4 separate regions of the Mus musculus genome follow, and all the other regions are linked to region 2. The links are chromatin loops, found by intact Hi-C in ENCODE. Cell type or tissue: left cerebral cortex. All regions are shown on one strand.

What was found. Peaks named below come from ENCODE experiments on the same cell type or tissue, not always from the same donor. Only the 100,000 strongest peaks of a DNase experiment are listed, where the experiment ranks them.
Region 1: a loop joins it to region 2, with 11 times the contacts of the local background. A loop is called at or near these places in 2 of 42 quality-filtered maps.
Region 3: a loop joins it to region 2, with 2.8 times the contacts of the local background. A loop is called at or near these places in 2 of 42 quality-filtered maps.
Region 4: it touches region 2 in a loop (7-fold over the local background); 2 of 42 quality-filtered maps call a loop at or near these places.

What each region holds. Positions count from the first base shown.
Region 1 is chr11:85,841,730-85,849,729 of GRCm38, forward strand. It overlaps Tbx2 (T-box 2), which reads left to right. Exons shown (of 7, transcript NM_009324.2): 7 at 1-219. Among named protein-coding and RNA genes, the nearest start is that of Tbx2, 13 kb to the left of the region's middle. In left cerebral cortex, CTCF peaks have their summits at 471 (motif pointing left), 1,677 (motif pointing right), 3,079 (motif pointing right) and 7,548; DNase peaks (open chromatin) are centred at 457, 1,753, 3,089 and 7,544; H3K4me3 peaks cover 1,620 bases.
Region 2 is chr11:83,849,435-83,857,434 of GRCm38, forward strand. Hnf1b (HNF1 homeobox B) reads left to right here and starts at 1,435. Exons shown (of 9, transcript NM_009330.3): 1 at 1,435-1,958; 2 at 6,470-6,669. The coding sequence starts at 1,615. It overlaps Gm12576 (a long non-coding RNA gene), which reads right to left and starts at 1,197. Exons shown (of 4, transcript XR_388929.3): 1 at 1,073-1,197; 2 at 1-845. In left cerebral cortex, no CTCF peak of the experiment used is centred here; a DNase peak (open chromatin) is centred at 4,934.
Region 3 is chr11:83,938,388-83,946,387 of GRCm38, forward strand. Ddx52 (DExD box helicase 52) reads left to right here and starts at 3,703. Exons shown (of 15, transcript NM_030096.2): 1 at 3,703-3,877; 2 at 4,856-5,054; 3 at 6,149-6,282; 4 at 7,718-7,903. The coding sequence starts at 3,791. In left cerebral cortex, no CTCF peak of the experiment used is centred here; a DNase peak (open chromatin) is centred at 3,722; H3K4me3 peaks cover 1,514 bases; H3K27ac peaks cover 733 bases.
Region 4 is chr11:85,826,471-85,834,470 of GRCm38, forward strand. It overlaps Tbx2 (T-box 2), which reads left to right and starts at 6,145. Exons shown (of 7, transcript NM_009324.2): 1 at 6,145-7,031. The coding sequence starts at 6,637. It overlaps 2610027K06Rik (RIKEN cDNA 2610027K06 gene), which reads right to left and starts at 5,918. Exons shown (of 5, transcript NR_077059.1): 1 at 5,698-5,918. RefSeq lists an enhancer at 3,665-4,050 and a promoter at 5,680-6,670. In left cerebral cortex, a CTCF peak has its summit at 4,734; DNase peaks (open chromatin) are centred at 5,341 and 7,578; H3K4me3 peaks cover 281 bases.

The DNA of each region.
Region 1 (8,000 bases), 2.0 Mb after region 2:
CATTTTACATGAGCATCTATATTGTACAGGGCCCCAGGATCCTTGGCTGCTGGGGAAGGGGAGGCACCGAACCCCAGGGAAGGCCCACCCTGCGGACCCCTCAGCCTCTGCACCCCGGTTTTGCCCGCCCGGCCCACGGGCCCCACCTCAGGTTTTCACTTTTTGCTCCAGAGGGAGAACGAAGCGAGAAAATAATAAAAACGCTATCATGCGATTTGACCCGCGCTGTGCGCTCTGTGGGCCGCGCGGGGCTGGGGCTCTGAAGAAGGGACTGAGGCGGGGACACGGGCGCCCCTTTCTGGCCCTCAGCTGCACCTCGGCGATGGCGGCCCGGCAGCCCGGCCTCGAGCAGATCCGCGAGGCTCCGAGGCGCCGACGTCGGCGCCCGGCTCAGGCCAGGCCTGGAGGCGCCACTCCGCTCCGCAGCCCCCGCGACCCAGGCCCGCGGCCCGGGCTCCCCCTGCTGGCCACTCTGTGTGACCGCAGCTCCTGCCACTCCCCGCACCTAGTCACAGGATTAACGCAAAACGCACAGAGTGGCCTGGACTCCCGACTCCCTTTCTAGGACACTGTGGACCTGCTCCTCACCCCTCCTTTCAACCTTCCTGGGTACATGATCTGGGAAACGGGGCCCTGCTCTCTTCTCTTTCTCCTTTCGTGTGTGTGTGTGTGTGTGTGTGTGTGTGTGTGTGTGTGTGTGTGTGTGTGTGTGTTGGGGAGGAGGTAGTGGCCAACTTTCTTCAGTACCACCAACTCCAGAATTCTGTCCCATCACTCTGCCTTCTGGAATCACTCGGTGCTTGGGGTGCTGGGAAAATCTGGCCTAAAAATCCCTCCTTACAGCTTGTTTATCTTCGATCCCCTCCTTGCATCAACTTGCTGGCGACTTTCAAGGGAGTCCCACTGTGTCCCACTGGCCCCATTGGGCTGGTGCTTCCCTAAGACCCCCTCTGTTAAGGAGAGCTCCCATCCACGCCGCTCCAGAAGGCCACAGCTAGTAACCTCATCCAGCTGGCAGGTGCCTCCGGGAGCTGATTACATGTCTCTGGATTTGTGGTCGTTGAGCACCCCGTCTTCATCCCTTTAAGTCCAGGAGGTTTTGACGTCCAACCCCAAAAGATTGCCTTGTTAGACATTGTGAACCTCTGGGGCGTGTATGACTTTCCACTCGCCCGGGGACATCAGCAATGATTTGAAGGGCAGAGTGAAGATGTAGGTAGACTTGAAAGTTTCAGGAACTCCTAATGCTCCGAACACCTTCCTGGGCTGACACACTTACAAGGAAAAAACTTTGTCCAACTCCTCTGAGACAGGGCTGCCTCAAGTTTCCCTGGGTAGAGAGTGTGGAGTGTGCGCGCGCGTGCGTGTGCGTGCCTGTGTGTAGATGGTCTCATCCCAACCGTAGGTGAGCTATGGCTCCCCTGTTCTGCTCCGCCTGGACTGATTAGGCAATGTGGTTCACGAACCAAGCAGGAACAAGGAAAGTCCCTCCCTACTTCGCATAGAGTCTCTCCCTATCTCTACGTTTATTTGAGGTCACTTTGGGTTGAAACTCCCCGTAAAAAATAAAAATAAAAAATCCCAAAGCAACGTGTGCACTGGCATCTTGCTGCCTCTCGCTTTCAACCAGGAAAGAATGCCGAGAGTTTGGCTGTGGGGCCCCCTCGGCCTGCGGACACCAGGGGGCAGCACACGCGGTGGTGGGCAGGGCCGCAGCAACTCGGGTCTGGTGTTATTTCCGAGCCTGCAGCGCGGCTTGGAGAATCCTCCCGCTCCCCTGCTTTCGGCCGTACACACCCCCCTCCCGGGATTGCCACTACAGTGCTCCGCTGGGCCCCAGCTGCAAGGCCAAGTGCGGCTTGGGGAATCCTGCAGCTGACGGGCTGGGCCTTGTCCCAGACAAAGGCCTGGCCACTCCCAGGCCCAATTAAGCCACCAGCCTTCCCAGCCTTCCAGTCTTCATTGTCTCTGGGGGTCGCCAATTAGCTCAAGCGCCCGTGTACCCGCTGCCTTAACCCTTCAGGACCTGCCCAACCAGGGCCATTGGATGGCAAATCCGTCAGCAGAGAGGAGTGTGTGAGCGATGGGTATCGAGGGGCTTCTGAGGTCTGTTAAGTGGGTGACCAAGGGGCCTCTGAGGTCTGTTAAGTGGGTGACCAAGGGGCCTCTGAGGTCTGTTAAGTGGGTGACCAAGCGTGTCGCCAAGAGACTCAATGGGGAGTGTGGGGTCTTAGAGAACTGTGCTGGTTTAGGACTGGGTGTGATAACACCCGAGAACTCGAAGATTCAGCATTTGGAGCCTTCGTGAGACCCCTAGCAGCGCAACTGAATAGATTCCGAGATGTTGGACACTGCATTTTCCACGCGGTTAATCCGAGGCTTCCGAACCCTCGAGCCATTTCTTCCTTCCAAACTTCCCGCTGCGGTGCAGAGCTTCTGAGCCTCGGCAGAAGGCCCTGTCCTCCTGGAGGGCGTTGAACCGGGTTCAGCCTCCCCAGCCCACTGTGGATTCACTGACGCGGGGAGGAGCACGCCGCGGCGCGACAGCGATCCCGTCCCGCCTGAGCTCGGGCCCCGCCCCGCCTGGGCTCTGGCCCCGCCCCCCGCTTCTCTAGGTGAAGGCCGCCGCGGAGGGAACGGTTTGGGAGAGATCAGAATTGCAACTCTGAGCCCTCCTTCCTACCTTGGGAGCGACCCTAAATCCAACTTCGTTTCCTTTTCCCATTCTCCTTCCGCCTCTCCGCCCTTGACCGAGAAGTTTGGAACACTCTCCCGGTAGGCTGAGTCCAGCCAACGATCAAGAGTCAGCGGGGAGAACGACCCCGTGCGTTGGAGGGGGCTGGGCGCTCCGGGTGATCTCAGGGCATTGTGTCGCGTCCTCTGGAGAGCAGACAAGTTACCCACCAGGGAAAGTGTTGGTGCCCGGATGACTGTTTTCCCCTCCGAGTTTCTTTTAGGCTCCCTTGGGGTGCGTGTCTGTCCATCGGGTTTGATGGGCTAAGGACCCCGAACTCACTTGGCTGCTCCGGACTCGGGAGCCTTCCCAGGTCCCAGGCCTCAGGAACTCCCCACGTTCCCACGAGATGGCGCTCCAGGACAGGGCCCGGTCAAGCAGCCGGCCAGCACTCCCTGCCAGAGCCCAAGGTGCAGTGAGTCCAGAGAAATGGGCACGGAGAGGGATCTCAGATCCACTGTAGGTCCAGGCCCAGGGACTTGAGTGGGCTGCCGACTGCGGGCACCGACGAGGGAGCTCAAAACTTAATGTGGGTTTTTCTCTTGGAGCTGCCCTGCAGTGCCAGCTCCTAGAAGCTATGGTCTTCGATGTGCCTGGCTGGACTCAGATTCTTCTTGGGACAGGGAAGGCGCTTGCCTCTGGCTTTCCTGGCCTCTTGGAAACACAGTCAGGGCTGGGATCTATGAGCACTGGAAAACACGCCTCTGGCCCTTTTGGAGTGTGAAGCTCCACTGAACCATGCAAGCTTGGGTGTAAGTGTTGGCTAAGACATTCCTCAGCTCCTACCTCCACCTCCTCAGCTCCTCAAGGTCACACGAAGAGACTGTTAGGTATGCACCAGGGACCAGTGCACTTGAGGACCAAGGGTTAAATCTTACAAGACAACCAAAGGTCTTGAGGAGGCTTTGGGTCTTCAGTAGTTCCCGAAGATGCTAAGTAAGAAGGACTCAGAAGTGAGCCACCAGAGTTTGAGTCAGGTTTGAGTCGGATGCTCGTGGGTAAAGAGGGGAAACCTGATCACTAACAAATGGCACACTCAGAGTGGGGAAAATTTGGGGGAGCTAAGTACCAAAGATGCCAGCAGCTCGACAAACGGGCAGAATAAGTCTACATACGCTTTTTAAGAGCACACGGATAGAAACCTGCCCAGTTCCCATCAGTCTTGCATCTCTTCCTTAGCCAGCAACTTGTTGCCTCCCCCCAGCCAGAGTCTCGGCACCTTCAAGGCATACCAGAGGATAGGATGAGACCTTTGGTAATCTAACAGTCACTTGATGCCCATCTATTGCAAAGCAGATGTTCAGTAGGAAAACTGAATGAGAAGTTCAAAGCCAACCTTTGCCTCTAGCCATGAGATCCTGAACAGTACGACTCTCTTTTCTGAGCTCCAGGATCCCGGTTGGCAAAGTAAATGGTGTGGACCAAACCCAAAGTGATATGTGAGAGACTAGTTGAAACGTTCCCCTCCCCGACATCAAAGGCTCCTGAACAAGGACCTAACCCTTGAGGAACCTGGGCCTGAGACATAGGCAGAGCCACTCACAGACCTTGGGAACTTTGACTGTTGCTAAGCTTCTTGGACTGGGGTCAGGATTGGTGGCCTGGATGAATTCCCGATTAGGAAATAGCATTCCAGGTTCTGAAACCCTCGGGGAACCAGCTGGCTCCAGCTGCCTCCAGTCCCTGTGGGATGTGGCTGTCACAGTTCAACCTTCCCACCAAGCACAGTTGGGAGGGGGCACATCCTATGGGTTGTGAGGTGACTCTGGCCTCCAGCACCATGGGGTTGCTGACAGACTGAATGCAGGTTCTCCCCAAGGAGAGAAAACGGTACCAGTGGAGGGTCTTCTGAGGCCCCTTCCTAAAGGGTATCCCCTAGATCTGGGCTATTTACATGGGCTCAATCCTTCCCTGAACTGAAGGCTTGATGGTATTCAGAGTACTTTCTCATGAGGGCTCGCTCTCAGTGAAGGCTAAGTCAGGGGCAGTATAGTGACCATGAACCGCGGAGGATGACATTGGGGTTCAGAGAAATGAAGGGTTCCAGGATTTCCAGTAAATAAAGGAAAAGGCTCTTTCACAATTCAGTGAGCAGGGCCCTTGGCAGCAGCAGCTAATGAGGTGATGGTGGGTATAAGTCAGGCTCCCAGCTGGGAAGGGACAAAAGGGCTGGGTGCATGACCTCTGCTGACTGCCGGATGCTGAGCCCTGGTGTCCTGGCCAGGGTCTGGCTGTGGGAGAAGTAGCCTGATTTAGAGACAAGCCCAGGAGACCAAGATGGCTGCTGGCTTCACATCAGTCTAGCAGGGGAACGTAGCCACGGCCCGTCTTCACTCTTGTTTTTATTTCTTGAGAACAGGATGTCCTCTGGCTCCATGGCAGCTGCTCCTCAGCTTGACAAGAGGAGCTGTGGGCCACCACCCCATGCCAAACACATTTCCTTCTCATTCTTGGAATGGGAACTTCCGTTCCAGAGAGAAAAACCAAGGCTTAGACCTGTTCCGGTTGAAGAGAGGTCACAGAATCTTCCCAAGCCAGTGTTCTTTCCCAGAGCCTCGAGGGTTCCTGCTCTGTGGTCTCTGGACATGAGAGATGCCATTGGGTAATTTTTATCTAGTCGCAGAGCACATGCACAGTCCTTCCTTCTTGTCCCCACCCAGGGTCTTCCTCCCTTCTCAGAGCAGCTGTGTCTGCCCTTAGGCTTTCTGGGTTTGCCCATAAGATTGCTGGTCGCATCACTGATATCCTGTGCAATAGACACCTCTTAGGTCATCCCTCACCCATCCCCCACACCACCACAGTCACCTGTGCACACAGGCGCGTGGAGAGACCGCATGCACACCAATAGCCATAAGTATATATCTGTACAGGTGCCCCTTCCCGCTGGACCACGTGCAAACACAGTCTTGTTTGCATACACTTAGGCATAGAGGAAGCAGAGACAGGAAAGGACAGGGTTTGAGGTTAGTTGTGTGTGGTGCCTCATGCCAGTAATCCCAGCATTTAGGAGGCTGAGGCAGGAGGACTGCCAATAGATGAAAGCCTGGTTACTCGGTGACATTCCTGGTTATACTGGTTACACAGTGACATTCCTATCTCGAAGAACAAACTCCCTCTTCCAACAACAACAACAATACACACACACACACACACACACACACACACACACAGAGAGAGAGAGAGAGAGAGAGAGAGAGAGAGACCGGGGCGGGGGGGGGGAGCACTGGGCTACCCTGTACAATATAATGATATCCTGTCTTAAAGACAGACAGGTGGGCTCTCTCCTGCCCCTGCCTTCTGGGGCTCAGTCTTTTCTACCAGACCCCATGTCTGCCATGTCTCCTCTGGGGAGGGTAGATATTTCATCAAATCTCTGTGACCTACAAGGTCATTGACTTCCTTAAGGCATAGTTGGCATGGTTGGTGTTTCTTTTTTTTTTTTTTTTTTTTGTTTTCTATTTTTTTTTTAAAGATTTACTTACTTATTATGTGTAAGAACACTGTAGCCATCTTCAGACACTCCAGGAGTCAGATTTGTTACGAGGGATGGTTGTGAGCCACCATGTGGTTGCTGGGATTTGAACTCAGGACCGTTGGAAGAGCAGTCGGTGCTCTTACCCGCTGAGCCATCTTTCCAGCCCAAGTTGGTGTTTCTTTTGCTCATTGCTCGGACCCCAGACTGAAAACTGCTCAAACAAAGAAGAGGGCTACAGAAAGCATTCGAAGAAGAAATGAATGAGTGAATGAACCAATGAATGAATTTTACCATCTGGAAGCAGGGCCTACAGGACAGTCCTGCTCAAGCCCTGGACCAAAGGTCGTCTTCCAAGCCCACTTGGAGTAAGTTGTAGAGAATTCCTGTTGGCCTTCAGCTTCAGTCCTAGCCAGACAAGGCCTCCTCAGAACCAAGGCTCAGGTTGGGTGATTGCGCGTGAGTGTGCATGCGTGCGCGCGCACGTGGGAATAAGTGTCTTCCCAGAGGACGTCTTTTTGCTATAGAAGGTTCCAGGCTATCTACATGTACGACTAGCCTTTCAACTGTGCTCTCCGGCAAGGCTGATAATTCTTTGTCCCCTGGGAGTTTGGTACCCTATGTGTTTTGGAGCAAAAACTTTGCTCCTGCCACCCAGGGCATGTGTCTTTGCAGGCCACCTTTGGGAAGCTTCCCTGCTGTCTGCTGGTTAAGCCTTCCCTGCATATCCTGAGATGAGGAAGCCCTTCAAAGGCTATAGAATTTTCAGGGTGGTCCCGGCCCTTTAGCCTAGCAATGGGGTCCTTGTGGGTCCTGCCTACTCCCAGAACCGTGTTCCAGGCTCTGCTCTAGCCTACTCTTAGTGACCTTGTCTCAGGGCCTTCTTCTGCAAAGTGCTGGGCTGTCTTCCTTCAAAACTGGGCCCTCTGGTTCCTCCAGGGTTGTTCTGGTCACCTTTGTTCTGAGCTGGATGGATACCTAGCACAATGTTTTGCAGATAGCTGTCATTGACTGTGTCATTTTACCATCCCCAGTTACTTCAGCAGAGATCACATTAGATCAGGCGATTCTGTGTATAATGCCTGGGGGCGCACTGCCTCTCGTGAAGGGCAAGCCAGCGTGGAAGACTCGGGGACAAAATCTAGGAGTTAATAAATTCCTCGCCACCTCCCCGGAGGAAGGTTACGAGTGTTAGTGCGTGTGCGCCTGCGCCGGCTGGCGGAACTCTTCTTTCTCCTGAACTCTGGCTCAGACCGATGTGTTCCTTTGCCAGTGGGTGAAATGACCTGCTTGGATCGGTAACGCCAGCCGTTAAAAACAATGGCTCTTTCCGACCACTAGGTGGGGATCTAGGGTCGTCCAGACAGTCGCTATCTGTCTTGTCACAGGCAAAAACCAAGGTTTCCTTGCCTTCTCTGGTCTGGCCCTCTCTAGGTGCCTCCCTCCACATTCTGCTTAGCAGTGCTGCAGGACGTGACTAAGTGCACGGGCCTTGTGCGGCAGCCAGTGAGCCCCTGGTTCAAATCCCTTCCTCCTCCTCCTCCTCCTCCTCCTCCTCCTCCTTTTCTTTCTTTCTTTCTTTCTTTCTTTCTTTCTTTCTTTCTTTCTTTCTTTCTTTCCTTCCTTCCTTCCTTCCTTCCTTCCTTCCTTCCTTCCTTCCTTCCTTCTCTCTCTCTCTCTCTCTCTCTCTCTCTCTTTCTCTCTCTCTTTCTTTCTTTCTTTCTCTCTTTCTCCCTCTCCCTCTCTCTCCCTCTCTCTCCTTCCTTTCTTTTTTCTTTTCTTTTTTTTTCTTTT
Region 2 (8,000 bases):
ACAAATGAGAGAACCGAGGTTCAAAACCGCCTCTACCCTGGGGAAATGTGTGTGCCTGTGCGTGTGCGTGTGCGTGTGCGTGTGCGTGTGCGTGTGCGTGTGCGTGTGCGTGTGCGTGTGCGTGTGCGTGTGCGTGTGTGTGTGTGTGTGTGTGTGTGTGTGTGTGTATGTGTGTGTGTGTAAGCAGTTTCCTTCCCTGCAGCTCAGGTCCCTGCCTGGAGGTCTGGGTGCGGCTTGTGCCTCCTTGCTTCCTCTCCGGGTCCCAGGGGAGATGTGGCAGAAACTCCTGCCGTGCTGTGCCGAAAGGCTCAGAGCTTCCTTCCGGACCAGACCTGGGTGGGGGAAAAAACATTTTTTTTTCTTCAGTGGCTTTAGGGGTGCCTGCTCTAGGTGGCATACAAGACTCCTGCCACCACCACAGTGAACTTGTGTTTATAGAGCGCGATTCTTAACTCCCGGTACAACGGACTTCCTAGAATTAAGAACCAAAACAGTGGTCCTGGGTAATCCAGAGCTGCAACAGTCGGTCCAGCCACAGGTCAATCTACACATTCACTACTAGAAAGGAGACTCCGTAGCCCTAGTTTTGGGTGCAGAGCTCAGGCGCTGTTGGGTTCCGGGTTTAGGCAGAAGGCGAGCTCCAGGTGTCCTGCTCCCCCTTGGCTTGGCGGGGCAGGTAGCTGGTGAGCCCTGCAGCGGCAGAGCTCCACTTTCGCTACTCCCTCTGGCCATAAACGAATCGGCGTCTCCTTTCAAGGGTCCCGCAGGCCTCTAGCACGTTAACAACGCGCGGTCCTGGTCAGGAATCCGGCAAATCCAAACTACCAGGCGGAGCTGAGGAGGACCTGGAGAGCAGTAACCGAGGTAAAAAGAAATGGGGTCCCTCCAATTCGTTGTAACCGCGCCTAAAGCCACTCTTATTCCTGGCGCCCATTCCCAAAGAATCTGATTCGCCACCATCTGACTACATCTCCAGGCTTGCTACCTGCAGACAACCTGGAGGCTTTCTGCTCTCCTCACCCTCCCCCCCTCCCCCTTGCCAAGGCACCCCAACTTTGTCCAGCTCTCTCACCTGAACCCCCGAAGCGCAGTTTCTTCTTTCTGGACTAAAGCCGAACCTGTCGCTAGTGGAAAGGTCCCCCACCCCCACCCAGCCCAGGCTGCAAGCCGCTTGCTTTACCAGTCCAAAGGTCACCTAAAGTTTGGCTGATAAACAGAATCGGTAGAGAAGATTTGGAGCCCCCCAGCGTGAGTAGAATGGGCTCTGGCAAGTCCCAATCCCGGCCCAAGTCTCTCGCTCCGTTGGACTGTCCCTTAGGTTCTCCCACTTTCTCGGTTTTTCCCCCCTCCCCACCACCATTTGCATCTTGCCGAAAGCTGAGCCCTTCCCACTCATTTGCATATCTTATATGGCCTAATGGTGGAGATCATGGCAAGTTAGAAGTTTTCTGACTCCTCTCGGAGGAGTCTCCGGGACCCCAGAGAGTAACAGGTGTCTGAAAGCTAAAGGGTGGAGGGGTTCCAGGACTTGGAGTTCTCTTGTAAAACTCCCCTCCACCCTCCTCTCTCACACCCACCCATCCCCTCAACCCCTTCTTTTTCCGTCCTTGGAAAATGGTGTCCAAGCTCACGTCGCTCCAGCAAGAACTCCTGAGTGCCCTGCTGAGCTCCGGAGTCACCAAGGAAGTGCTGATCCAGGCCTTGGAGGAGTTACTGCCGTCCCCGAATTTCGGGGTGAAGCTGGAGACACTGCCCCTGTCCCCCGGGAGCGGGGCGGATCTCGACACCAAGCCGGTTTTCCATACTCTCACCAATGGCCACGCCAAGGGCCGCTTGTCTGGGGACGAGGGCTCAGAGGACGGCGACGACTATGACACTCCTCCCATCCTCAAAGAGCTCCAGGCGCTCAACACCGAGGAGGCCGCGGAGCAGCGGGCCGAGGTGGACCGGATGCTCAGGTAGGCAAGCGAGCGAGGTACGCCCTGGAGCCCGAGCAGTCTCTGGAGTCCCCGGCCCCTCACCGGAGGCATGAGGTGTACACTGCTCTCCCCAAGCCCCTTCCCCACGGGAAAAATAGCCCGGGGGCACTCCGCTTCTCTGCTAACTATTGAACCTGGCCCTCCACCGGGCGACCTGGAACCCCCAGGCTTCGTCTGCCTCCACCTATGCGGGCAGCCTGGACCCAGGCACTTTGTTGGTGGTACCCAGTCACGAGAACCGAAGGTGCGGAGCCTTAGGTCACATGACCAGAGGGGCTGGTGGGTGCAGCGAAAAGGCTGCAATTGCCCCCGGACCCACCAAACTTCCCAAACCCCAAGCCACGTATTAATCCCTGCGATCTGCAGTTCTCTGCAAAAGACCTGGCAGCATCAGTGGCCGAGGCCTGGGAAGCAAGTTCTCTGATTGTGTCCTTACAGAGCCAAGTTTAGAATTATAAAGTGGAAAGTTTGTTGTAGGGTCACCAGTGCCGGGCAAAAGAAACCATGAACAAAGGGAGAGAGAATAGGTGCTCCTAAGACCACCATGCCCTTTTGCAGAGGTGGGCGTGTACGCATCTCACTAACGACACCCCAGCAGGCTTAGGGGAGCCCAGGCTGGCTGGCGGTCCCTCCGGTGGCTGGGATCACTTGCCGGTCCTCTCGCCCGGGCCTACGCTTTGACAGCTAGTTACTAATTATCCAAGGAGCCAAGCGGCTCCCTTAGACTGCGCGTCGCTCCGGGGCCACTTGGCTTCAGAAAGGAGCCCCTCGCGTGGCCTCTGACTCTTAAGCCCTGCGGCTTCAAAGTTTCAGAGTTCCGGAGTGACTGTGGCGGCCTCCCTGGCTCGGCTTCCTCTCCTGCAGCGCGCGCTTGGGGTGGGATATGACCTTGCATTTGAATTTGCGCTTTGGGGACCCGGCCGCTCGCCCTCTAGCCAAGGCAATCTGGAGGACTTCTAAAAGTTTTTTGTTTTTTTTGTTTTTTTAACCCCTAAAATGATTTTGCTCTAATTTAAAAGCTTGGGTTTCTTTCGTTGCTGTTTCTCCACGTAGCAATGATTTTTTTTTTCCCCCTCTGGCTGAGTTTAGCGGCCTGGATGGTGTCAGGGGTAGAGGGTACAGACTGAGGTACCGAGCCCCTCGGAAGGTTTGGGACGGCAGGCTGGCAGAAAATTTATCCTGGGGCCTGGCTCAGGGACCCGGCATCCCGTCGCCAGCCCCCTGGGGCCTAGGTCCTTCCTCCTGAGAGCCACTGTCTAGTTCGCCTCGGAGCCGACTTAGGGAAGCCCGGGAGGCCGAGGGCGCCTCTCCACCGTGGTCCCCACCCCGGGCTGGACAGAGCGGAGATGTAACATAAACTGCAGCACGTGGAGTTGGGGTGTTATTAATTTATTCCTATAAATCATCAACAGAAAGTACACAAAACGTGATTAGGTTGAAAAGAGAGGCGGGTTATTCATTGGTGAAGTTGTAAACTCGGCTTAGAAAGGGAAGGAAATCAAAACGCAGGAGGGGGTGCTCGCCGGACACACGCGCGGAGGTACGGGACGCACCCCCAGGTCCCCGCGCTGCTCTGGGAAGCCGACACCCGCAGAGCTCTGCGGGCGCAGAGTCTCTGAGTCGGGGGTCTTAGGACCTGGGCCTTCTTCCCACCCCCAAGCCATGGGGAGCAGAAGGAGAGGAGCCCAGACTCTAGCTGGGGTGAGGACCCAGGGCACACCCTGAAGCTCTGTCCCATTCGCAAGCTGGTGCCGCCTTCCCTCCCCTGGGCCTGGAGCGTCTGACTTTATTAAAGTAATTTTTCAAGAAATTGCTAGCGGCTCGCAGGTCACCGCGCAGCCGACTGCAGGGTACCGGGCACTCTCTTTTGTTTTTCTCTTCCCGCTCCACCCCCTTGTTCCCCTGTAAGTCAGAAAGAAAAGAAAGGTGTGCGGGGGAGGAGGGTCACTCGGTGGCGCGCCTGGTCGCCTTTACCCTGGCTGGAAGAACCTGGCCAGAGTGGAGGGTTGCAAACGGCGGTGTCGCGCGCTCCCCGGCTGCGGGTCGGAGGCTGGTGTGCCCCAGGGGCTTAGGAGACCTGGTGGGCCACCTAGGGACCAAGGCCCCTGGTTCCCCGCGAGCCGGGACCCAGAGAGTCTCTGCTCCTGGGAAGCAAAGTCACCCTTGAGGAAGGAGCGGGCTGGACGTTGTGGCCACTGTGGGTTTGCTTTTGACACCTGCGCTGGCTCTACAAAGGCCGAGCGCTCCTCGCTACAGCGAGTTTCTCCTAGGGAGGAAACTGTATTTCCCAATAACTCTTTACCTGGGCCTCAGAGCTCTCTTCCGTAGGGAATATGCGGGGCATTCTGGGATCCGAGAAGTTTTTTTTTTTTTAGTTTTTCAGGTTTTTTTTTTTTTTTTTTGTTTTTTAAGATATAACTACGCCATCTTAACCCCCAATTCAAATATTTTTAATTCAGGGCCTGAAGGTTTTGTCTCAACGGTTTTTCTTTTGTTTTGTTTTTCTTTTTTCTTAATCATCTCGCTGTTAATTCCCCTTTTCACGGAACCACTCACGTTTAGAACACACTCTTATGCTAGGTTTTTTTTAGGTACGTAGAATAACCGGTAAAGAAGCTAAACAAAGGAAAAATGGCCAAACGATCTGTTAAAGCGATACAGTGGTAATTTTTAAAACCCAAATACTGTTTTCTCTAACTTTTGAAGCTATGGTTCGTATCTGTTAGAAATGTTTTTCCACCCTAAAAATATCTGTGGAAATGTTAACCAACAATGAGCTTTTAGACGATCGCTGTTATTTACGTGGTTATGTTTAAAATGTTGATTGCCGTGTTTTCCTCCTGCTCAGGATGAATTCTCCAGGTCTGACACTGGAACGCAGTTCCTCTGCTTTTTTTCTTACTATTTCATTATGTTGTTCTACTTTCTGGGCCTTAATAAATGCTTGAGGAATTAGTTAATTTATGTACCATTAATGTGAACGTTTACAATTCACAAAAACATCTCATTCGAAAGCCTGGCTTCTCACGAATCCGATAGCAAAGGCTTGCTGAAATAGCCACAATTCAAATGCTATACAATATCTCCCTTGATTGCTGGAGATTTTTAACGCGTTAAACAAACTAATTGATTTTTTTCAGGCACCATTGAAAAAAATAATTGTTTTACCACTGTATCTAATTTGGCCTCAGCTTCAACACCAATTTTTATTGTTTCATCTGAACCCAATTTTCTCTTTGCTTTTTGATGTCTTGTTAAGCTAATATATTGTGTGTATATGTTTGTGTATATTATATATCAACATGTAGTGAAGAATTGTTTCTATAGCTGCATTAAATAACTCATATACATACTTGTATTGTTCCTTTAATACTTTTGATCTGTGCTGTGCCTTATGAGACTTGGTCTCTTATGATTCTTAGAGACTTTCTTAGTCTCTTCATTTCAATGACAGTTCTCATTCTAAGTCACCTATTTAACAAGCAAGAAAAAGTAACAGTGAAGTTAAAACAACATTTTTTTAAAAGCCTGGGAGATACCCTCGTGCCGTGTTTATAATGCAAGCTGTGCTTGCAGTTTTGAGAAACCAGAAGCATGTCTATTCTCAGTCCAAACTTGAAATCAGGGAGAACTGCTACCTCCCAGGTGGCCTCTCTGTATCAGAGAGATGCAATCTTACAGGCAAACAGAGTATTTGGGAGCATTGTCTTACTCCCAATACTGAAATTACTCTTCCTTGATGGGTTTTATTTTAGAGGCGGGGCTGTGGATTATTTTTTAAGCATACCTGCTTTGCAAGTGTCCTGTTCAACTTGAGAGAGCGCATATTTGAGAACGCTTTGCTAAAACTCCAAAAACAATGTAATATTTGATCACAAAAGGAATCACAACTATACAAATGCTTATGAAATATTTCAGTTTGATTGCTGGAGGTTTCTAGATACATCAAACAAAAATAATTTTATTTAATGCCCAGGCAGTCTTTAGAAGACTGACTGTTGCTTGTGTCCCAGGAGGTGTGCACACAGACCTACCCCTGTTTTAACAGACTGGACCTCCTTTTTAGAAGGAGAATAATGTTGGAGAGTTTTTACTAAAACTTTTCAAACAGATTTGGCTCCGTGTAGCAACTCGGGCTCCACGCATCTCAGCTCTCTGGTGAGACTCTTGTCTTTTAGTCTCTTGAAATCCAAGGAGAGTGGAACAAAGCAAGAGTCTTTTCTTCCACGGCTAGGGGATAGGGTCTGGGGAGTGGGCAGTAAGGGCAGGCTTAAAGCCCTTCTTGGAAGGAAAGGCTATATCTGGAGGGCACAAGGTCGGAGGTGCCTACTCCTCTTGCATATAGTTTGCTTTTAGCCCTATACCTCTCGTGAGGCTGGAGTTCCAACAGGTGGGGGAATACTTGAAAATGACTTTTTTGCTCCCAGCAGGTGAATACTTTCCTTTGGGCATTTTGAACCAGCATCCTAAAGATCTGTTTCTCTGTCTAGCGAGGACCCGTGGAGGGCTGCCAAAATGATCAAGGGATACATGCAACAGCACAATATCCCCCAGAGGGAGGTGGTCGATGTCACAGGCCTGAACCAATCCCACCTCTCTCAACACCTCAACAAGGGCACCCCCATGAAGACCCAGAAGAGAGCTGCCCTGTACACTTGGTACGTCAGAAAGCAACGGGAGATCCTCCGACGTAAGTGTTTTAACCTTGCCTCTGCTTCAACCTACAGGGGCTTTTGCCCTCACTCTGACCTCGTGGGCTGCCTTAGTTTCCCCTCCACCAAGAGGCCTCTTAAAGTAGTTGGCAGATAGATACAGTTGCTACACAGTGGCTTATCTTGTATCATTTCTCTCTCCCACAGCCCCTGCTACACAAGTAGTTACACTGAAAAGGCCTTCAGGGTGTGCAGTGTACTCTGCATCTATCTAGTCCTTCTTTCCAACATCCCTTTCATTGTTTCTTGGTTGACATATGAAGACAGTCTGAGTTTCCAAAGAAGAGATTACATGGTGGTCAACAATATAGATTGTCACTGCTGTTATTTTCTTCCCCTCTGGAAAAAGTATAAATAGTTAAAGTGTCTGTACAGAACCTAACCCTGTTCCTTGGAAGTGGGGGTGGGGGTGGGGTGGGGCAGGGGTGGAGGACTGAGTCCAGAAGCAATTTAAAGCAATTGCTCACATTTACCAAGACTAGAATTTGGGCTCAGCTGAGAGTGACTCCACCTAGTGAAGACCTCCTTTCTGTCTGAGGCAGGACACACTTAAGAGTGTATGCACTTAGAGCGCTGACCAATTGGTTTTTGTTGTTGTTTTTTGTTTTGCACGTAATTAATTTCAATGAAATGTTTTTAGTTCAGAAGAAATTATTAAGGAAAAACAGCAAGGGATTCTGAACAATTTTGCAACAAGTTACCTACACACCCCCACACAATCCGTCCCCCTACACTTTGCGTGTTGCACACAGGTTCTTCCACACACTTTCCACACAACTTCCAGATTTACCAGATTACCTTTGAAATGCTACTAGCATGTAAAACTCCGAATCCCTCAGTTATGCCAGCATTGATGCTTATGGGGCGGGGGGGGGGGGGGGGTTACACGATGCAAAGTGACTGGTGCTGGGTCACTGATTCAGCTCACACTGCTTCGCTTCAGGGGGATTTTATTTGTTTGGGTTTCTTTCTTTCTTTCTTTCTTTCTTTGGTGGTTGTTGATGCAGTTTTATGGATTTTTTTCCTTTGGCTTTTGTTTTTTGTTGTTTTTGTTTGTTTGTTTTTGTGTTTGGTTTGGTTTGGTTTGGTTTGGTTTGGTTTGGTTTGGTTTTTTTGTTTGTTTGTTTTGAGACAGGATCTCCCTGTGTAGCCCTGTGCTGGAACCCACTCTGTAGACCAGGCTAGCTTTGAACTTAGACATCCGCCTGCCTCTGCCTTCCAAGTGCTGAGATTAAAGGTGTGCACCTCTATACCCAGTTTATACCCAGGTTATTTCAGTTCTTAACCCAAGGTCTTCCTTCTGTCCCAA
Region 3 (8,000 bases), 89 kb after region 2:
TGTGCCAAGTTCATCTTCTCTACCAAACCCATCCTAATGTGCCACAACACCCATCCATCACCTCCAAGCCCCCGGTGACAACTCCTTCTGTCCCTATAGCTTCCGCTGGGGTTCCTAGAACAAGCATGTTGGTACTCTATACCCTAGCAGGCTCTACTCCTTGAGAACAAAGATGGGCTAAGTAATCTCTGCACCCCTAGGCCGTGGTCTGTGATGGGACACTGTAAAAACAATGCTCTCCTCGCTGAAGCTTGCTGGGCGATAAGCAGGGAGTATACGAAGAAAAATATTCCAAGACACCCCTTCAGGCTATGGCGTGGTCATTCTGCTCATAACAACAAGCTGTTCCAAGCAGCCGCCACCTTGGTGTTGCACAGACGTTGTGTTCTCACTGGCTACAGTTGAGAAGCCATGTGTGTCCAACAATCACACCATACTAGTTTTTGGAGAAATTCCAGTTACACAGAACCAGGATTCAATTTCCTCTCCACTTTTATTGACGATACTTTGAAATAGTTTTGTTTTTTTCCCCCCAAGAGGAAATGCTCTCTTAATGAGTCAGCTGGACATTGTCAAGGCAAGCAATAGTGTAAGTTGGCTCCCATTTGACTTCATTCATTCCAGTCTATTAATGCAAAGCACCAACTAAAGAAATAGGTCCACTGTTAAATTCATAGAGATCTTTATGTGGTTTGTCCTATTTCATTAGATCAGTAAGACTTACAGAACTGGGGAGCTGGCTCAACTGGTAAGTTACCAGCTACACGAGCATGAGGAGTTCTATTCAGAACCAGGGAACCCATACACAAAGCAAGGTGCCATGTACCCACAACCCTAGCACCAGGGGTATGGGAGGTAGCTTAGAGTACAGTTGGATTCCTGACGCTCATTGGCTAGTAAGTCCAGCCAATTGGGGAAGCTTTGGATTCAGAAAGAGACCTTGTCTGAAAATAAATAAATAAACGTGGGACTGGAAAGATGGCTTATTGGTTACGAGCACTTACTGACTGGTCTTATGAAGGACATGGGTTCGGTTCCCAGGATTCACATAGTGGCTCAAAACCACTTATAACTCCAGTTCCAGGAGAGTCAATTCCTTCTTCTGACATTGGGGCACCAGGCACAAATATGGTGTCCATACATACATGCTAGCAAAAACACACAAACAATAAAATAAAATAATCCTAAAAATAAATGTGGAGGGTCAGAGAGTTGGCTCAGCAAGTAAACATGCTTGCCACCAAGCCTGAAAACCTGAAATCAATTCTTGTTAACTACAGGGTGGAACCAACTCCTGAAAGCTGGGTTGTGACCTCCACGCATGCTGTAGCAATGCATGATTACACATGAAATTAATATAATAAAATTTAATAAATATACAAAAGGGAAGTGCAGGTGAGGAGACACATTTGATGTCTGTCTCTGGACACACACATACATGTGCACCTACATGTGTGTATGTGCATGCATCAAAGTGCACACTCCAAAAAACTTGGATATATACCACACAGACACACTACAACACACACAGAACATTCACACACTCACACACTCACACACACATACAACACACATACACAGAGAGAGAGAGAGAGAGACTAAAAAATGACCACTTAATATGAAACAGATTTCATACTCAGCAAATGTATTTAGAGGCATGACACATTGCCTCAGCTTCAGAAATTTTAAAGTCTGTGGACCAATGTGGAGCTATAAGTGCAGCGCAATAGAAAAAAGCTACGGTAGAGGAACGTGGTCAGGTGTGATGGTACACGCCTGTGATCTCAGCACTTGGGAAGCAGACAAAGTTGGATCTCTGTAAGATTTAAACCAAGCTCCAAGTCCAAGTCCCTCCTTTTAAAGTAAAGGATATAGAGCACAAATTCAACGAGCAAGACAAATCTATTCTCTGGAAGAAGGAAAGTGAGCTGGCCATTGGTATAATGCTAAATATTTCCTAGTAAGGAAGGCCACCTACAGGGCTTTCCTCAGCTCCTGGGAGGTTAACTCTCTAGGGAACCATTAATACCATGGGGCTATAACTGGATGGGAGAGACCATAACCTCCACTGTATTAACGTGGATAAACTTTGGTCCTGCCTAAGCTAAATGCTACAAACGTCTTCACAGCCTTATCTGTTCTTCTGCATGGGTTCTCAGGATCAAAGTCAGATCATCAAGTTTGCAGGGTTGGTGTCTACCTGTTGAGCCATCTTCCTGTCTCCTCAAAATACTATTTATAGAGAGGGAGTAAATATATTTAAAAGAGTAAGATGTCCCCACTGTTAGCTGTAAGGAGGAGTCAGGGAAGAGATTTTCATGACATCTTATGCTCACTCCACATCTGCTCTCCTCGAGAATGAAAGTCTCACTAGAACTGAACTTTCCCCCTCTCCTCTCTATATCATAGATCTATCCACAAATGATATGGACATATGATGTTTGAGTCTATGCATTGTATTATTTATATTTTGATGTCTCCCAGTTTTGTTTCTCCAGCCTTCAGTCCTGAGCTTCAGACTCTTGGGTCCAAGTACCTAATTGGATGTCTTCACTTAATCAAGTAGAGATCTACATGTCTACAAACGTAACAATTCCATGATTCTCATTCTCACCAAAAGGCTGCTCTTCCTTTCTTCTTAGTTCAGTAAATGGCATGCCATCATCCCAGCTCAAACCACAATATTTAGCTACCTCTGGATCCATTTCCTCACCCTACACAAACTCCATCAGGTACATTAAACTCTATATCCAAACTGTAGCCCAAATCCATCCACATTTGAATAGCTATCAACCCAGATAAAAGCAACAGCTACTTTAGTCTCCATTTCTACTCTTATCTGTTCCATGTCCCTTCTCCAAATAACTCCAAATAATCATGTATGGCCCTTTCACGAATTCATTCATCAAACATTTATGGAAAGCAAACAGAACCAGGGATACAATCATAAAGCAAAAATAGATCTTCATGTTTGTGGACTTACATTCCAGAAGACAGGTTATACAAAACTTAAAAAGTCGAGTAGTTCAAACACAATGAGAATGAATCTAAAAATCAAATGGGATAAACTAAGATAGTTGCTCCTTCCATGAATTTTGGTTTTGCAGCATGTTTAGATTAAAACCTAAATACTTCATCATGCCCTTGTTACAGCGTTGAGACCTGGTTTGTTTGCCCCTGTAAGCTTAGCTCCAGCTACTCCAATTTTCTTTCCTTTCTTCATTTCTTCCTTCATCCCTCCCCCCACCCACCCCCTTTTCCTTCTTTCTGTGGCACTGGAGAGCAACTCAGATCGGCTTCTGTTCTAACAAGGTTTCAGATCCGTTTCCTTCTTCAGATGGGTTTTCTCTTCCCTGGAATGCTGTTCCCATGTCTTGGGAAAGTGGCCCCTTCTCAGTTCAAATTTGATTGAATTTAACCAATCTAACTAAACTAGCTTCTACCCCTTCTCAACCCATCACAGCTTTTAATTTGCCTCACGATGCTTTCCATTTTCCTCAGTTACAGTAACTGGTTAATAGTATCTCTGTCCTTTCTAAACGGTAACCGAAAATGCAGAATATTGGCGTGTTGCTCATCAAACTATCACTAAACGTCTAGCACACTCCCACGCACAAGAAGCGTCGATTTTGGATTTTGTGAACGAATTCCCAGCTCACACGTTTTCCACGCCTATCACAGCCAGGCTCCGCCTCCTGGAGCGACTTCCGCTACGGCCTGTGCGGAAGCAGTCGCGGATAGAAAGTGGTAAACGCAGGCGCCGGGAGGCCGTGGGGCCTTCTGGGTAAAGATGGATTCCTACGACCTGTTTCGCCGGCTTGGAGCCGGCGCCAAGTTCGACGTGAAGCGCTTCTCAGCAGACGCTACTCGATTCCAGGTACTTTCTGTACGCGGGGAGCCGCGTGACCGAGAAGGGGCGGGATCCGGAGATTGAGACCGCCGCCAACCGGGCAGCCGGCGCGCTGGAGACCCCGAGGCCAGGCTCCGATCACCCCCAAGCATTTCCCTCCTGGGATTTAGCTTAACCTAAGATTTACCCCAGACTTCTGAAGGACTGTTTACTGAGCCCCGGTAGACTCAGTTGAGCCTGGCACAGACATTTTGATTCCCAGGTATCTTACTTTACTCACAAAGTTGGAATCCTTTCCGAGACCCCTCTTAGAAACTAAGAAAGCACGCTTTCACTGTAAGCTACCCAAGTTTGACTTAATGTACAGATAGCTGTACTGCAGTGGAGAGTTGGGGTGTTTTGTTTTGTTTTTTCATCACTCTAACCAACCACATTTTAAGTAGCCAACCAAAAGTGTGATCCTGATATGCGGGGGGTTTCTTAAAGAAGTAGTGAGCATGAAAGGAAGTCAGTTGGGACTCACTTGTGAAACATTTTAAACATAAGCCTTACTGTAAAATACAGCCTTTGTGGAGGGTGATGTCTGTGTTTCTTCGTCCTGACTGCAGTGTTGTGGTTACATTTGAACCCTGGAGCAGGGATTTCTGGGATCAAATGCAGGGCCTGCTAGTGAATACTTCTGAGATCTTCACTAAGTTACTTGCTGGTGCCTGGATTTTTTTTTCCCCTCTTCTGTCTCACTGCTATTTACCTTGTAGGGTTGGTGTGAGGATGAAGTAATTTAATATCTAATAAATATCCTTGACGTGTAGTAAATGTATATAAATATTCATTGTTGTTGTTGATAGGATTCTGTTTGCCTAAACACACTACTTAGCTCAACAGAATCTTGTTTGAAAAGGTTAAAAAGGCGAATTACTGAACCTGCGTCCTCCGTACAGCCAGTCACGGTTGGATGGAAACAGTTCTGGCAGTAAATTTCATTTAAAACTTTTGGGGTTTTAGGTAGGAAAAAGGAAATTCGATTCCGAGTCTTTGGAGGTCCTGAAGGGACTAGACTTCTTCGGAAACAAGAAGTCCGTCTCAGATGAATGTGGAGCATTGCAAATACACCAGGAGCCCCCAAATGAGGAGAAAACACAAGGGGTCCTGTTGGAAAGGAGTAAGGAGCCCAAGAAGAAAAAGAGAAAGAAGATGACTTCAGGTTAGTATTGGCTTAATGCTCATTTTTTTTCCAGTTCCAAAACGGTGCAAGCTGGTAAGTCAGACAACACATACCTAGCAACCTTTGTTGATGCCATCTGGATTATACCTAGGTACTGGCTGTTACTTGCTACTGCAATGATGGTCATGCATAGCCTTTTGGACAGGTGTTGCTATTTCTGGAGAATAATAATCCTAATGTGGAGGTACTCTGTGAAAAAATATGTATCACTTCCTTAGAAGTTATGTCTCAGTGAAATTAAAAATTATGTCTTAATAATGCCACAGAGGAGATGGAGAGATGGCCTAGCAGTTAAAAGCACTGACTGCTGTTACCGAGCATACAGGTTGAATTCCCAGCACCCACATGGCACTTTACAATGCCTATAACTTTAGTTCCAGGGTATGGAATGCCTTCTTTTAGTTTCCCTGGTTACCTGGCATACATGTGATACTCAGACAAAACACTCATACCCATTATTTAAAAAAACAAAAAACAAAAAAAATCAATTAGAAACCTGGGCATAGTAATACTTGCCTACAGTTTCATCACTCTGAAGTTGGAGGAGGGAAGATCTGTAGTTCAAGGCCAGGCTAGACTTTGTAAAAAACAAAATATTCATTGAAGATCTTTGCTCACTACTCATAGAATTTTTTTTTTAGATTGTTCTCACATATTTGTTCTACCATACAAACATTAAAGTTGGCTAATCTAGTCATTAAGACAGTCAGGTCTACTTCTAATTGAGCCAGTGTTGACAGAAACAGGAAGAACTGCTGTTTCTATGATGTGGACAGCTCTAAGCATAGTAATTTCATTGCTATTGCACATGAAATCTTCCTCTATTACAGTAGTTTCTAGCTCGATGTTTGATGAACAAGCTGGCTGCCCTGTAGCCTGTGTATGCTCAGTCCATCTCCTGTTTGACACATACAGTTGTCTTGATGTTCAGAATTAACACAGCCAACAAAAGGAAGAGAGCAAGCCTGGGTGTTCTGTCTGCACCACGTTACAGCTCTCCTGTTCCTGGCCTTATGCCAGTTTGGCACACCTAATACTGCTGCACTTGATACCTTTGATTTTTTCAAATATAGAAGTTCCTGCTCAAGAAGACTTTGACGGTGGTATCCAGTGGACATCCTCTGTAGAAGCAAAGCTTCAAGATGAAAAAGTCAGTGGAGAGAAGAAGTTAACTTCAGGAAAGTTGGAACATCTCAGAAAGGAAAAGGTTCGAAAAATACCTTCACCTCCCAAAATGTACAGAGTTTTCACTGGACATCCCGTTTGTGAATTTATTTTGTTAAGATGGAAAGCTAATTATATTTGTTTAGGTTTTACTTTAATGCAGACTGACAGAAGCCATCTGTGCAGTGCCGGAGTGCTTGGTTACACTTATAGAAAGATCAGAGTTCAGTTCTGGTTGTTTATAGATACGTGGTGTATGTGTATAAGAAGTCCTGAGCTCCTCAAGTTTCAAGAAGAATAGTGTGCGTATAATTAAAAATTTCAAGTTTCTTGGACTGGTGAGATGACTCAGTGGTTAAGAATGCTGGCTACTCTTGCAGAGGACCCAGGTTCAGTTCCCAGTACCCATGAGGCAGCTCGCAACCGTCTGTGACTCTAGTTCCAGACATCTCTGCAGTCATCAGGCACACACGTGATGATAATACATTCATACAGACATATAGCAAAAACACTCATATACATAAATTATTTTTTAATTCCAATTTCTTAACTCCTTTTGATAAGCCTAAAATTTGGCACCCTTTCTCTTCAGTGTTGAACTTATTACGGTTTAAAAGCTTCTATTTTCCTGGGAGGGATTACAAGGCTAGGATTCTTTTTGTTGTGGCCTACATGGATCTCTTGATTCTCCTGCCTCTACCTTCCAAACCACTTTACCTATAGAGGGATAAAGTTCTTCTTCTTTTTTTTTTTTTTTTTTTTTTTGGTTTTTTTGAGACAGGGTTTCTCTGTGTAGCTATGGCTATCCTGGAACTCTGTAGACCAGGCTGGCCTTGAACTCAGAAATCCACCTGCCTCTGCCTCCCAAGTGCTGGGATTAAAGGCGTACGCCACCACTGCCCAGCTAAGGATAAGGCTACAGGATGTGAAAGAACAATGAATCTATTGTTTCCTGAACCCTTGCCACTTGGCTGGTGGAGACTGCAGCACTGTGCTTCAGTGACCCAGACACCAAAATGTGGCTGTCTGTGGACTAGCAGATGAACAAGTTGCCCAGTCAGTACCACTAAACAGCACCCTTGGCATTCAGTTTTAAGAAATACAAGGGTTGATGAGCCTGTTTTTATTTTTAAAGTATTAAAAAGCACTGGTATTTGTATGCTAAGAACCAGATTGAAAACATAATTTCAGAGCTTGCCTTCTAGAAGTTTCTATAAAGTTATATAAAAAGTGTGGCAGAAACACATTACAGTGCACACAGACAGGTGGGCCCCATCATTTGTACAGGTTTTCTAGCTGTGAATACCATGAAATGTACTCAGTGTCTGTGTTGGCTGTGGGCTTGTATTTAAGCAGAAAGCTCCTTGTGTTGCTATAGCTTATGCCAGAACTGTTACTGCTGTCGGAAAGCATCTGAGATTGTTGTTACTATTGCTGTTTGGATGTATACATGTTGGCTCTTTTGTTTCAATTTGTAGGTCAACTTCTTTCGGAACAAGCACAAGATACATGTCCAAGGAACTGATCTTCCTGACCCAATTGCTACATTTCAGCAACTTGACCAGGAATATAAAATCAATTCTAGATTGCTCCAGAATATTCTAGACGCAGGCTTCCAAGTGCCCACACCAATTCAGATGCAAGCCATTCCAGTTATGCTGCATGTGAGTGAAGATCTAGGATGCCCGTAACATTCTCCTGTATCTTCATTCCCTTCCTGGCCCCTGGAAATCCTTCCCACCTATAGTCCCCTATTAAGTC
Region 4 (8,000 bases), 2.0 Mb after region 2:
AGCAAGTTCTTGGGTTTTGTTGTTTTGTTTTGCTTCTGAGCCCAGGTTTCAGGTAACTCAGGCTAACCTCAGGTAGCTCTGTGCAGCCAAGTATAACCCTGAACTGATCTTGCTACCTCCTGTGCTGGCACCCCTCAAGGGCTGAGATTTGAGGCATGAGCCACCATATGCCTAAATTCTTGCTTCTGTTTCCTCCCTCCTATTGTGGACCTGAGTGGCGACAGAGAGACAGCTGTCCACAGACAAGCATGGTGATCAGGAAAGAGACTGATGCAGTTCTGGCCCCTCTTCCTTCACCTGCACCTCCCAGAGACCCCAGAGAAGTCCTGGAAGGACGGAAAGAAACCCACTGAGCCAGGTGTGCCTTAAGGTGGAGTTTTTAATGGAACGGTTAAGTTCACAGACAAGCAGCCTCCCAGTCAGAGCTGGGCCAGCATCTGGGCCCCTGTCCTTTCCATAGCCCACATTCAACCCCTAGTACCTGAAGAGAAAATTTAATATTTAGGCTCTTTCACCAGATCTGAAATCACACTTTGCTCCTACCTGGGCTCCTGGGAGCTGAGAAACCCTGTGTCAGAAGAAAGCTTGGGAGAAAGACAGGAGTGACAACCCAAGACCTAGGCCCAGCAAGCTGGGACTCCCCAGAGGAGCAGCTTTTCCCGTTTGGGGAGCATTCAACATAGATATGTCTGGCACAACCCCTGTCCCCAGCTGGAGCAGCACTTTAGTCAATAGAGGACAGAGGAGGGTGCCATGGGCTGCTCTTTGCACAGAGCTGGTGGCTTGGCTGATCAGGGATGGTAGAGAAGCTCTGCATAGCATGACCCCTGCACCCACCCTTCTGCTACACAAAGATGGGACCTTTCTCAGCCCCGCAGGGGACCTACGGACCCTGGCCCAGCCCTTTACAGTGGGCAAAAAAACAGATGTGGCCTCCTCCAGTCAGGGAAAGCAGTGGGTGTAGCGCTGGACGTGCTGGCTGAGCTTGCAGGACAATCTGGTTATTCATCTGCTTGCAGTCAGGGCAAGTCTAAGTAAATGGGGGAAGGGTGAGGATCAGAGAGCTTAGATAAGCCGGCCCCATAGCGGCTGCGGGTTGCAGTTCAGGTTATCTGAAAGGCCCTGGGCCTGGCCTCCAGCTAATTGGGAAGGTTAGGGACCCAGCCACAGCCTGTAATCAGCTGAAGGTGAGAGCTAGACCGGGGACCTTACTGCCACTAACCCTAGAGGGGCCAGCTTCTTATCCTCTACAGATAACATCCGAAACAACCTCAACCTCTCCCCCCCCCCCCTTAACCCCTAGACCGCATGATACCATCACTCAGAAAGCCATCAGAACATGAATCTAATTGTGACTGGGCCAGGTGACCTTGAGGAAGGCAAGTGACCTCCTACTTCTCACAGCACTACCTACTTACGGGGCTCCCTTTCAATCTGGGAGGAAGAGGCTGCTGGGAACTGGCCACTCATAAGGTATGGCACTGTCTGGGAGTGAATCAGTAAAAAGCCCAATGGTCCAAGAGCAAAAATCACACAAAACACAGACACAAGGGCCGACTCTGCCAGGAGCATGCAGAAGACAGCCACTGGGCTGTAACTGAGGATAATTTCCTAGTGATCGGTTCTAAATGTTAAAGATCGGAGACTAACCCCCACTCATTCCACCCTCCTTTTATTGATGACAAGCCTGAGCCCCCAAGAAGGGCAGGGACTTTGCCAAGGTCATGGAGTCACAGCTAGTCAGCTGACCCCTGTCTGCACCTTGCTACCCTGTGAGCTGTGTCTTGTTCCTGTTCAGCCACCTGAAGCCCAGCTGATCTCTCTCTCTCTCTCTCTCTCTCTCTCTCTCTCTCTCTCTCTCTCTCCCTCCCTCCCTCTCTCTCTCTCTCTCTCTCTCTCTCTCTCTCTCTCTCTCTCTCTCTCTCTCTCTCTCGTGCCCCCAGGACATTCCCAGACTTCACACACACACACACACACACACACACACACACACACACACACACCTGCAGACCCTCCCGCAGACCTGGTCTGTAAAGCCAGAACCAGTGGAGTTTCTGGGATGCCAGTGTGGCTTTGCTCTCTGAGCAGGACAGCAATACCACCTTTCTAAGGAGTGGATGTGGGATTCCATTCTGGCTTTTCCACCTGGAGCCATGTGACCTTAGGCAAATTAGCCTCTAGGTAGGCTTCTGATTCTCATCTGTAAGGAGAGGGACTGTGAAGAGCAGCAGAGACTGGCATGGCAGACGAAAAGGGACCGCTGTGGGTCAGAAAGGTGCTTAGAGGCTACTGCCCCGTAGCTCTTTGGTAGGGGTGGGACTGCGGGGACACCCACAGATTGTGACCGCGCTGTACCCCAGGTACTCTTGAGAACCAGCCTGCAGTGCCCACAGACCAGCCCCGCCCCACTGTTGTCGGTAGGCCTATATTGGGGACCCTTCTCAAGTCGGTTCGCTCTTGTGAGATCCCAAACACGCACCACGTCCAGGCTCAAGTTCAAGACTGGCACCTCACTTTTGCCACCCAGTGTGTACCAAGAGCGACAGCTGCACCTCCTGGGACCAAGGCTCAGGGTAGCAAGTATTTAGCAGTTTTTTAGGAGTTATACGATTCCTAAAGCTCCCCCAAATCGACTATAACCTATCTTCCTAACCGCGTGATCTCTCACTATGCAAAGAAATGCCCGCCCACCGGAGCAAGTGTGTCCCTGACAGAGACAGTTTGGTTGGGCCTCGCCTTTGCATTAACCTGGAAGGCAGTGGCCATACAGGAGGTAACTGTTCCAATACTTCCCATAACCTGATGAGGAAGTGGTCCCGCGGCTGGTCCTGGCACCAGACTAGGGGCACAGCGTCACCAGAAAGAAGGTCGGGCAGCCCACTCTTCCCGCGCCGCCTGCCGCACCCCAGCCTGTTGGCCAGACCCTGCGCTGGGTAATTGGGACGAAGAGAGCCGGCCGGCGAGCGGCTCCAGGGAGACTGCAAGCCTGTCAGCCACAATTTGTTTAAGTGGACGGGACAGGCTGGGCCGCCGGGGGCTGGGGTCACCGAGGCCGCGGCCCCCAGCCTGGCCAGACCCAGGACCGCGGGGGAGCCCAGCCCTACTGCTTAACCGGGCTAGCTGGCGCCAAGGCTCTGGAAGGCGCGGGTCCGGTGGAGAAGCCATGGATGGGAACAACGAATGCACCTAGTGTCTTCTACCGACCACTTTTCCTAAGCATAGGGCCACACATGTCACCCCAGCTTTTCCCGGGCACATTTATAAGTCAAGGCGCGCTTAGTACCCAGTTATTGGTGCTCACGTGCCCTCACTCAACTCTGCCACAGGACTACACATTCCCCAGCCTTCCCGCATCCATTCTATGAGGGCTCAGGCAAATCTTCACGCATGCAGACATCCGCAGGGACCTATGCTATTTAGAGATCAACTCTTGAGAGAGGACTTAGCCTTATCTCTTGACCATTCTCGATGTAACTCGGCCAAAAGACGGACCCGGCAGCCCTGCCAGGCTTGGGAGGGCAGTCCCCTCCGGCCCAGGCTACTGGTGCTGGATTTGATTGTTGCGGGAAGCTAAGACTACAGACCACGTGAAAGGGGCCTGGGACCACGAAGCCAGCGCCTGCCCGACGCCCCCGCCCAGAACTGCCTGGGAGAGGGAGGGGCGGCTGAGCGCGCGTCCCCCACCCGTCTGCGGGTCCCGGCCGATGCGAAGTGACAGGGGCCGGAGCTTTGTTGTGGAGCCTCGGCCGCCTGGCGCCAGGCGCCCTCGTCCGTGCCCTCCCCCTCCAGCCCCGGGCGGCCCGCGAGGCGCCCCCCGGGGCCTCTTAAAGAGACACGCACACTCTGCCCAGGGGACTCCCCCAGGGGCGCCTGTTCCTGGGAAGGGGAGATGAGTGGGGGTAGACCCAGGCGGGGGTAGGGCGAAGCAGGAGTTGCGAGCCGCAAGGCGCCGCTCGAGAGGCTGCTTAGGCCGCCCCAGCACCAGTTTTCGATGCTACAAGGATATTCTAAGAAAATTTTGTTGGGGATGGGTCGATAAAGAATCTTAAGAGCGGCTAAAGCAGGTCATCCAGGTGACTACGTGATGGGGGTGGGGGTGGGGGGGTGGCTGGAGCTGTTGGTGGAAACCCAACCTGCCCTGAAAACGTCTCTGACCAGTCGCAGGTCCTTAGCTCTATAGGTGGGATTCAGATCCCCTAATGTAGCCACTGGGCGACAGCTGTCCGATTTCGTGGACCAATAACTCAGACCTTCATGTTTTAACTCTCAGGCCTAAACGGGTAGACCAGCTACTGTATGCTACCCAGGAAAATGACCAAAATACATACTTCGATACATACACATTTTTACAAGGTACTAAAGTGCCTGTCCCCATACACACAACTTAGCAAATGTCCTGCCAACTCGGAAAGCTGAACTGACTACTTCTTGTTCACCTCACTAACTGTCCAAGTGTGTTCAGACACATCTCTCCTGGAGGAGCCACATCCTGTCTGAATTGGAAGCAGTGCAAAGCTGCAATGGATCTCTCACCGGCTGCGAACACCGCGAAGCTAGAGCTGAAGGTTCACTGTGGGCAGAGAAAAGAGTGAGAAAAGCGACCTAGGAGTAAGGTCCTGAAGAAAAACCCAGTGGGGCAGGCGCGCACAGGGTTATGAAGAATTACAAGCGCCTGGTGTTGGCTCAGATGTATAGGAAAAAAGGTCGTGGAGGCCAAACGACTCCTGCTGGTCTCAACCCCGTACTGCCGGGGGCAACTAGCTTTTAAACGCCTTTCTGGGCGGTCAGCTACCAAGTGCCTGAAGACCTGGTGTATGCAGCGGAGGGGCAAGCTGCCTGGGCCACTTACGTGGTAGGTGCCTACCACGGGGACATAGGGCTGGAGCGGCAGAATTCGCTTATACTGGTTGGGAGGGTGGGAGTATCCACTGTGGCTAGTTCACACCCTGCTTCCCCTCCCCAACAAGCACAAGGGTGTGAGCCTCAACCCTAAACAGGCAAGTGTATGATCGTTTTACTCTGGGCACACCTGATTATGGTTTTACACACACACACACACAGAGAGAGAGAGAGAGAGAGAGAAAGAGAGAGAGAGAGAGAGAGAGAGAGAGAGAGAGAGAGAGAGAGAGAGAGAGAGAGAGAGAGAGGAAGATGCATTGGGGCTGTTGCCAGAGAGATAACGAAGACTGATCGTCGAAGGGGGTGTTCACACTTGCTGGCAAACACCTCGATTCCCATCCGCATTACTCAGCTTTCCTGAACTAGGGAGCCTTGAGCTTCCAAGGGACGGAAACAATCTCTAGAGAAGTGACTGAGAAGAAAAGATGCCAGAGTTTAGGAAGAGATAGATGGGCTTGCATCTCCAGTACCGGATGCGGCGAAAATTCCTTCTGGCGCGTGTGGAGAATCTGAGTTCTAGGATCAACTAGCGCGGCACCGCCTTGGGCTCTGTAGAAGGTGCGCTCACCTACCTGGTCCCAAGGATCCATTTTCCTACTCGCCAGAAGGTTTTGGCTTAGTGACCTGACACAGACCTTCTTTAGGCTAAATGCCCGGCCCTTCTGGAACCCCAGGTTCCTGAGTCTACGAGGGGAGGAGCAGGTGGGGGTGGGGACCCTTCGTTTCCCCAGCGCAAGGCGGCGTCCCGTTCCCGCCCGTGCCGGCCCCATCAGGGTTCTGCCATGGCTCCCCACTCACCGGCTCCGGACACCTGATTCGGCTCCGGGACCTCGGCCGCCCGAGCCTCCTGATTTGCCCGCCCACCGGCCTCGCTTTCCAGTGCCCGCAGCCTCCCTCTGAAGTGCATGGACCCGGGGCGGTGACCGGGAGTGGGGTGGGAGGCCAGGCTGGGTCGCAGGCAAGAGCGGCCGGGCCTCCCGGCGCGGGAGGGAAAGGGCGCCCCCTCTCCTCTCCGGAACGTGTCAATGCTTTGCACTTGGGGCCGGCATGCGGCTAGGGGGTCCTTCCCCAAGGCCCCGGGACCCGGGCGCCCCCTGCCTCAGGCCCTTACGGCGGGTCAGATCGGTCCTCTGCGCTTTCCAGCCCTCGCCCAGGCAGCGGCGGGCGCGGGCGGCGAGGTGGGGGCCAGGCCAGGGGGAGGGGTCTCGGGGCCCGCTGGCCCGTCATTGGTTAATATTTTATTCTGTTGACATGTTTTCTTACTGCTGAGGCTTCCGACACCTTCTCCCTGGCCTCCCCTCCCGTCCAGAGCTTGGCCTGAGCTGTCAAAACCCCGCCCCCGGAGACCCACAATTGGTCCAAAAAGCGTAAAATCAGCAATCAAGGGGGGCCTGGCTCGTTAGCGCAGGGGATCCGAACAGGGCAGGACATGTGAGATAGTCACAGTTTTCCAGAGATCAGGACAAGATCTAACCAGTCGCGCGTGGTCCCCGGCGCCGGAGCCGGCCAGCCCAGCCCAGCCCAGCCCAGCCCAGCCCCGCGCAGCGCCCCCTCCGCCCCCGCGTCCAGAGCCCTGCGCCCCTTGAGGTGCGCGGGACGGGGAGCCGGGAGAAGCCGCTGCCGCGCCCGCCGCCCGGGCCGTCCGTCCTCCGCGCGCGCCGCCGCCCGGGCCGGGGGTCCGAGGCGCGCGCCCCCGGCCCCGGCCCCGGCTCCCAGGAGCCTGGGCCGGATGTCCCGATGAGAGAGCCGGCGCTGGCAGCCAGCGCCATGGCTTACCACCCGTTCCACGCGCCACGGCCCGCCGACTTCCCCATGTCCGCCTTCCTGGCGGCAGCGCAGCCCTCCTTCTTCCCGGCGCTAGCGCTGCCGCCCGGCGCGCTAGGCAAGCCTCTGCCGGACCCGGGCCTGGCGGGGGCGGCGGCCGCGGCAGCAGCGGCGGCGGCGGCGGCCGAGGCGGGGCTGCACGTCTCGGCACTCGGCCCGCACCCGCCCGCCGCGCATCTGCGCTCGCTCAAGAGCCTGGAACCCGAGGACGAGGTGGAGGACGACCCCAAGGTGACGCTGGAGGCCAAGGAGCTGTGGGACCAGTTCCACAAGCTGGGCACCGAGATGGTCATCACCAAGTCCGGGAGGTAGGACGGGCCGGGCGGGCGGGCTCGGGGACCGCACAGCACCCACCACCACTGGGTCGATGCTCTCTCGGATTGCCCCCGCTCCGGCCCTGGCGCCACACTCCTTTCCACAGACAAGCAAGCTGACTTTTTTTTTTTTCCGTTTGGCTCCGGAGCGAATTAAAAAAGAAAAAGAAAAGCAAACATCTCTCGATTGAAATAAAACGAAAACACGTTCCTAAAGAATAGTCCCAACTGTTCTGAGTCTCAAAGCCCCGGAGACTCTGGCGGGTCTCCACAGCCCCTTGCGGTCTCACTGTTTTTTTTTTGTTTTGTTTTGTTTTGTTTTGTTTTGTTTTTGTTTTTGTTTTTTCCGTCTCCTGGACGGTCTGGAAGTTCCTAAGAAAAGGGATCTTTCCCGGATTCTCCGCTCTGATCACTGGAGTCCATAGTGGGACTAGCATCCCGCCTCCTGCTAGCTCCAGGCTGACCACTTGGTTCCGGCAGAGAGTTGTCCAGCCCACAGCTAGGCCTTGGAGAGAGTCTTGCTTGTCCTTGGAGCTTGGAGCACTGGACCAGCCACCTCTTGAGGCCTTAAAGCCAGAAGAAAAATAAAATCCCCAATCTTCCCAGCACTCCAGTCTCTGAAAGTCCAGGCCTCAGGTTCACCCTGTTCCCCCGAAATTCTAGGCTAGGGTTCCCTGATTAAGCCTCTAAATCGTTTCTCCCAGACAAAGACCTTGATAGTTTATTTCTTCAAGCCCTGTCCCAAGAGTTTATTTCCTCTCTACGAATTTCAAGGCAATTCAGAAAAGCCTAGTGTATCTCTAAAGGGCCTAGTTTCCTTTCCTGGGCATCAACCCTCATCTTAGATCAGAGTGGAGGAAAGGTCTCCAGACTGAGTGCAAAACGCATCCAAAGCTTTACAAAACAGGCTCTGGCCGGCAGAAATAGGATGTCTTGGGAGTAAGAAGCACAGGCTGGGTCTTT